Linked DNA regions of Homo sapiens: region 1 is linked to region 2. A link is a contact called in ENCODE Hi-C or POLR2A ChIA-PET data. All regions are on one chromosome and are shown on one strand. The core of a region is the stretch at or near the end of the contact, and the rest is flanking DNA. Distances in the headings are between cores, read along the strand shown. Region 1 overlaps CELSR2 (cadherin EGF LAG seven-pass G-type receptor 2). Region 2 holds the start of AMIGO1 (adhesion molecule with Ig like domain 1).

What was found. Hi-C counts contacts between places; a loop is a spot of excess contacts on that map. ChIA-PET counts read pairs that join two places held with the same protein, here RNA polymerase II (POLR2A). Pooled maps may share reads with other maps.
Region 1: a pooled map shows a loop between it and region 2 (2.3-fold over the local background). The contact joins the enhancer-like site here to the promoter of AMIGO1 in region 2. A Hi-C loop is called at or near these places in 10 of 168 maps with a recorded cell type or tissue (CD4-positive, alpha-beta T cell, CD4-positive, alpha-beta memory T cell, CD8-positive, alpha-beta T cell and 7 more), 3 of 37 single-sample maps with no recorded cell type and 13 of 50 pooled maps. POLR2A ChIA-PET finds 5 or more read pairs at or near these places in 3 of 52 experiments (A673, CD4-positive, alpha-beta T cell and PC-9).

What each region holds. Positions count from the first base shown.
Region 1 is chr1:109,261,818-109,265,061 of GRCh38, forward strand. CELSR2 (cadherin EGF LAG seven-pass G-type receptor 2) reads left to right here. Exons shown (of 34, transcript NM_001408.3): 5 at 1-79; 6 at 470-627; 7 at 989-1,152; 8 at 1,325-1,450; 9 at 1,794-1,960; 10 at 2,261-2,548; 11 at 2,637-2,811; 12 at 3,051-3,192. Among named protein-coding and RNA genes, the nearest start is that of CELSR2, 14 kb to the left of the region's middle. RefSeq lists a silencer at 1,899-1,948 and an enhancer at 1,926-2,908. Within about 2 kb of position 1,714, at least 4 of the 41 ENCODE cell types and tissues checked have a DNase peak (open chromatin) inside an H3K27ac peak, as active enhancers do; they include mammary epithelial cell, where a contact is called at or near this core.
Region 2 is chr1:109,508,235-109,511,485 of GRCh38, forward strand. AMIGO1 (adhesion molecule with Ig like domain 1) reads right to left here and starts at 1,493. Exons shown (of 2, transcript NM_020703.4): 1 at 1,186-1,493; 2 at 1-765. The coding sequence starts at 678. It overlaps LOC105378893 (a long non-coding RNA gene), which reads right to left. Exons shown (of 3, transcript XR_001738179.2): 3 at 2,368-2,407. RefSeq lists silencers at 1,097-1,156, 1,167-1,316, 1,377-1,496.

The DNA of each region.
Region 1 (3,244 bases), core at 464-2,963, 250 kb before region 2:
CACCACGGTGTCCCCATTCGTGCCCGGAGGAGTCAGTGATGGCCAGTGGCATACGGTGCAGCTGAAATACTACAATAAGGTGGGTGTGGAGGGCACAGAGGGTTGGGGGTTCTGTTCTTGCCTCAGGTGCTTACCCAGCCCTGAGTGGCATTGCCTCCAGGCTTGGGTGGGCTGGTCAGGGCATTTCTGGCTGAGAGGAAGGGAGCGGCTGGGAAGGTGCCACCTTGCTGGGCATTCCCACCCCACTGGGCACTGCTCGATGCTCTCTGTTCCACTAGGCAGCCGCAAACTTGGACACTGAGGAAGGTAGTTACATGCATAAACCACGTGAGCACACGTGTGTGTATATGCATGTGTGTACGTGTGTCTGGGCATGTGGGTGCACACAGAGGCACCCAGTGTGTGCTGGCCATGAACCTAGTGGGCTCTGTACTCAGTGTCCCCCTTCTCTGCTCTTTCCTGTCCACAGCCACTGTTGGGTCAGACAGGGCTCCCACAGGGCCCATCAGAGCAGAAGGTGGCTGTGGTGACCGTGGATGGCTGTGACACAGGAGTGGCCTTGCGCTTCGGATCTGTCCTGGGCAACTACTCCTGTGCTGCCCAGGGCACCCAGGGTGGCAGCAAGAAGTGAGCAGGGGAAAGGGCCAGGGATGGGGTGAAGTGAGGGCAGGGCCAGGCAGGGAGGGAAGGTGGAGAGGGTGGGCTTTTGGGGTCTCTCTCCCTTTGCCTCTCTTAGCCCCTGCTCAGCCCTGGGGATGGGGTCAAGACTGGGGAATCAGAGCAAGGCCCTGTGGGGCAGTCTGGGGAGGGGGCTGAGTGTTCGACAAGAACAGTTCCAGGTAGGGGTGACGCCCTTCCTGAGCACTGCTCTGCAGGGCCTCTTGGACACCTGCCTACGCCGTTCGTGTCTCTGGCCTGGCGGCAGAGCGAGCGGAGGACCAGAAGCTCCCAGCCCTCCCTTGTGCCGCCACCATCTTTGCTCCCCCAGGTCTCTGGATCTGACGGGGCCCCTGCTACTAGGCGGGGTGCCTGACCTGCCCGAGAGCTTCCCAGTCCGAATGCGGCAGTTCGTGGGCTGCATGCGGAACCTGCAGGTGGACAGCCGGCACATAGACATGGCTGACTTCATTGCCAACAATGGCACCGTGCCTGGTATGGGGGCCCGGGGTGGAGCCAGGCTGGGATCCCAGTGCTGAGAGGAGGGGCTGTGCCTGGTGTGAGGATGCCAGAATGGAGGGTCTCAGAGGCCTCTCTAACTGCTGCCACAGGCTTTCTCTTTAGAGCCCCAGCTCAGGTCCACTGAGCTGCCTTCTCTCCATTCCAGGCTGCCCTGCCAAGAAGAACGTGTGTGACAGCAACACTTGCCACAATGGGGGCACTTGCGTGAACCAGTGGGACGCGTTCAGCTGCGAGTGCCCCCTGGGCTTTGGGGGCAAGAGCTGCGCCCAGGGTAGGAGGGGCGGCTGTTAGAGGCCACAGCCTGGGTGCCATCAACAGTCTGGGAACTGGCAGGGTTGGGGCAGGCACTGGGCAGGGCTCTGCTGAGCGGGGCTGTGGGTGGAAAAGCGTGTCTGGGCAGAGCCCTGAAAGGGCAACACAGGAGACAAAGGGGCCAGTCAGAGGCAGGCCTGGGCACAGCGTGGGGCGGTCCCAGGGCAGGTACGCACTTTGGAGGGCGGGGCTGATGAGGGGAGTGGGCTCTGCCTCCCGTGCAGCCGCCACCGCTGAGCATCACAGCCCCAGGGCCCTCTGAGGCTCCACCCGTCACAGTCTGCCTTTTCCTGCCTCCCCAGAAATGGCCAATCCACAGCACTTCCTGGGCAGCAGCCTGGTGGCCTGGCATGGCCTCTCGCTGCCCATCTCCCAACCCTGGTACCTCAGCCTCATGTTCCGCACGCGCCAGGCCGACGGTGTCCTGCTGCAGGCCATCACCAGGGGGCGCAGCACCATCACCCTACAGGTGATGCATGGAAGGGCGGCTGGCCCTGGCCTGGCCATAGGGCCCTGGTAGCCTCTAGGCGGCTGGACAGAAGTGGCTGGGCAGGTCCTGGGCAGGGGTGGGGACATATAGAGGCCGCTGGATCCGTTGGGAAGGTCAATGCTGCCACCTGTTGGGCCTGAGGGAAATAAATACGCTTTCCTCTCTATGGCCTCAGCTGGGCAGCGGGATGGGTTTGATGGTCCAGAAAGGGGAACTGTGAGCTGGAGAACAGTGATTAAGGCCGTCTGCTGACCCTGTTTTCTTTCCTCCTGGTGTCAGCTACGAGAGGGCCACGTGATGCTGAGCGTGGAGGGCACAGGGCTTCAGGCCTCCTCTCTCCGTCTGGAGCCAGGCCGGGCCAATGACGGTGACTGGCACCATGCACAGCTGGCACTGGGAGCCAGCGGGGGGCCCGGCCATGCCATTCTGTCCTTCGATTATGGGCAGCAGAGAGCAGAGGGCAACCTGGGCCCCCGGCTGCATGGTCTGCACCTGAGCAACATAACAGTGGGCGGAATACCTGGGCCAGCCGGCGGTGTGGCCCGTGGCTTTCGGGGCTGTTTGCAGGTGAGTGTCCTGCCCTGCCCTCCCATCCCCTCCCCCACCACCTGCAGCCCCGCTCCACTGAGGGCAACACTGCTCCTGTCCCTCCCAGGGTGTGCGGGTGAGCGATACGCCGGAGGGGGTTAACAGCCTGGATCCCAGCCATGGGGAGAGCATCAACGTGGAGCAAGGCTGTAGCCTGCCTGACCCTTGTGACTCAAACCCGTGTCCTGCTAACAGCTATTGCAGCAACGACTGGGACAGCTATTCCTGCAGCTGTGATCCAGGTATGCTAAGGATCCAGGGCAACGGGCAGGTTATCAGGTGCCTGGGGCCACATGCTGGCTCTGCTGTGTGACCTGGGGCATGGGGCATCACACCACCTCTCTGAGTCTTAGTTGCCTACACAACAAAGCCATAGCCAGCTGATAGGATGCTATGTGGAAAGAAACAGATGAAGGGTTTGATGGAAGATGGTGCCAGGGGAGGGTGGGGGAATGAGCCTCTCTGGTCCTTCTGGTCCCAGGTTACTATGGTGACAACTGTACTAATGTGTGTGACCTGAACCCGTGTGAGCACCAGTCTGTGTGTACCCGCAAGCCCAGTGCCCCCCATGGCTATACCTGCGAGTGTCCCCCAAATTACCTTGGGCCATACTGTGAGACCAGGTAAGCAGACCAGGGCATGTGGCAGCAGGTCCCAGTGGCTGCTGCTTCTCTC
Region 2 (3,251 bases), core at 243-2,742:
GTCGCAGTTCAGGGGGTTGTTATGTAGGTACAGCCCATTCTTGATCCAGGCCGGCAGCTTCTGCAGGTCAGGCAATGGCAAGTTCTTCAGCTTGTTAGAAGAGAGATCCAGGAGCGTTAGTTTGGGTAGCTTGGCTCCTTCCTTGACCAGTTCCAGAGGGAAGCGAGAGATCTGGTTCTGGCTCAAGTAGAGTTTCTGCAGCTGGGCCATGTCATCGAAGGCGCACCGGTCCACCGCCATGATGTGGTTATTGTAGAGCAGCAGCACCTCCAGTACTTGCAGGTCACTGAACAGGAACTCATCCAGTGTACGCAGCTGGTTGGAGGAGAGGTCCAGGTAGCGCAGGTTGGGTACCGGGGAAAAGGCCTCAGAGGAGATGAAGTTCAGGTGGTTGTGGCTCAGCAGCAGGGAGTGCAGTTGGGTCAGGCGCGTGGGGGTCCACTCGGCCCGCAGGCGGCTCAGGTTGTTGTGACTGAGGTCCAGTAGTGCTGTGTAACTGGGCAAGGAATGGGGCACATTGGGCAGCTGCTGCTTGGAGCAGCTGAGGATGTTGCTGGCGCACAAGCAGGCGGCAGGACAGCTAACCACGGCTCGGCCAGCTCTGGCCACCTCAAAAAGCAGCAGGGACAAGGACGGCAGCAGGAGCCAGAGGCCTCTCGGGTCACGGTGGGGGTGCATAGTGTCACTGGAGTGGGCGAGGAAGGCCACAAGGAAGATCTGGGAGGAGGTCACCCGGGCATGTTCTGGTGGGGTACGGAAGGGTCACTTGAGAGAAAGAGGATGGGTTTGTGGTCACCAAGGACTCCAGAGGGAAGGACACCCTCTCCCACTTCCCCTCCCACCCTTACCTCCACCCCCTTTGGGCTAGGAGAGAGAGATGCTGGGTAGTTTCCAGGCACTGTGCAGGCAGTGGGCTGTAAATATCGGCCGAAGAGGAGGTGGCCCGAGGGCCTACTGGGCTGGGGTCACAGGGGTGCAGGCTGCAGGTATGCACAGGATGGCAGGGACTGCTGGGAGTCACAGGGATGGCACGGGCAGGGTTTGGAGGTGGGGTCGGTGTGCCTTTTGGGAGGAGCTGAGGGAAGGTCAACAGGGCACCGGGCTGGGTAGGACGCGTCCGGTCGGGGTTGAGGGTCCCCGGGGCCTGTAGGGGCGGGCTCCCCCCGGGGCCTCCGGTCACTGCACCTGCTCGGCGAGGACGTGTCTCAGCCCATGGCCGGTCTGGGAGCTCCGTCGCGGCCTCTCCCGGCGGCGCCTCACCGGCCGGCCTGTCACTGCGCCCACCTTACGCAGGGGCCCGCGCCCGGCACCGTCGCCTCCCGGGGACTTGCGGGGCCCCGCTCCGCTCACCCTGCCACCGCCTCGACCGCTGAGCCCGCCGGAGCCCACCGACCGCGGTCGCTGCCTCCAGGTCCGCAGGCCTGGCGCGGATCGGTGCGGGGAGCCGGAGGCGCAGCGATCCCAGCGGAGGGAGCGGCGTGGGGGCAGCGAGCACCGCGCGCGCGCCCGTCGCCGCCGCCGGAGCCTCGGGGCGCGTGCGCGCGGCGGGGGCGGGGCGCACGTGCGTGTGTTTGTGTCGGAGCCGGCCGGGCGGACGCGCGCGGGGTCGTTCCCTCAACCAGCGAGCTCCGGACGCTGAGCTAAAGACGAAAATTGGCAGGAAGAGCGGCACTGGCCCCTTAGGCTCCGCTATAACTTCCTCCATCCCCCATTCCCCCATCTCCCAGCACCCTTCTCGCTACACAGACCGGCTCTCAGGAAAAGTCTAACTAAAGTGAATTCGCTGCACCTACTCGGGCAAGAGGCGTCACATGTCTTTTAATTTCGCAAATTGAAGAAATCTGGCTCAGCTCCCGCCTGCCAATGTTGGCGGGAAATTCATTAGTCACATTCTGAGGTTCCCCCTCCCTTCTCTCTGTGGCTGTGGGGTCTCAAAAATTGGGGGAGGGGTTCCCCCCACCCCACCCCCGTCTTGATGCTACTAGTTCATGACCCTTGAGGTACCACTGAAGGGCACAGCTCCTTAGCCTGCAAGCCAGCTGCGCAGGAGTGAGGGGAAAGGGGGTGTTTGGTGAGCCCAGGCCCCAGAACACCCCTTTACAGACACCTCATGCACCTCTCCCCACTCCACCTGCTACACACACACACACACACACACACACACACACACACACACACACGGACTGCATACAAGCCAGGGACAATTTCCATTCCTGGAAACTCCGAAACCCTTCCCAGCCCGGAGGAAGTCATTCAGCCCTTAGGTCTGGCCACTTGCCTTCTTCCTAAACCAGTGCCAGCTCCCCACTCCCCTTATGGAGCAATTGCAACATAGTTTCTCTGTTACCTAATCCTCAAGATGAAGGCCAGTGGTGGAGGTGGAGGGGTTTCTTCTTTAGGGTGGCCCCTGAAACAACAAGAAGCTGTTACTAGTGTATGTTGTTTGGGTTTGGGGGTGAGGAAAGAGAGAGATGCAGGAAGAGCCTAGACCTTATCATTCAAGATGTTAGCTGTTCTTGAGATGGTGGACCATAAGAAATTACCTTTTTATTTGTTCCAGTCTCTTATAACAGCAAGATCAAGACTGAAATTAATGTCTCAGTAGATTAGCTTGCTAAGAGTTTTAAAAAGAATTTATATCTGTCACATGTTTTACCATGAATTTTAGTGAATATATTATCTCTTCAAGGAGTATTAGCGTGTTAATCTTATGCATAGTGTGAAAAGGTCTTTCTGCAAGGTGCAGTGGCTCACACCTGTAATCCCAGCACTTTGGGAGGCTGCGGCAGGAGGATTGCTTGAACCCAGGAGTTCGAGAGCAGCCTGGGCAACATGGTGAGACTCTGTCTCTTAAAAAAAAAAAAGGCATGGTGGCACGCACCTGTGGTGCCCACTACTTGAGAGGCTGAGGTCGGAGGATCACTTGAGCCCTGGAGGTCAAGGCTGCAGTGAGCCATGTTTGTGTCACTGCATTCCAGCCTGGGTGACAGAGCAAGATCCTGTCTCAAAAAAAAAAAAAAAAAAGAAAGAAAGAAAGAAAGAAAGAAAGAAAGAAAGAAAGAAAGAAAGAAAGAAAAAAGAGAAAGATGTTCTGTTCTGTTCATTTCAGGCATCATTGAAAAGATGAGGAGGGTAATCTTTTTGGAGGACAAGGTGTGAAGAATCTTGAAATCACATTGCATCAGTTATCTATTGCTGCATAATCACATTACCCCAAAACTTAGTGACTTCCTACAGCAATATACATTTAT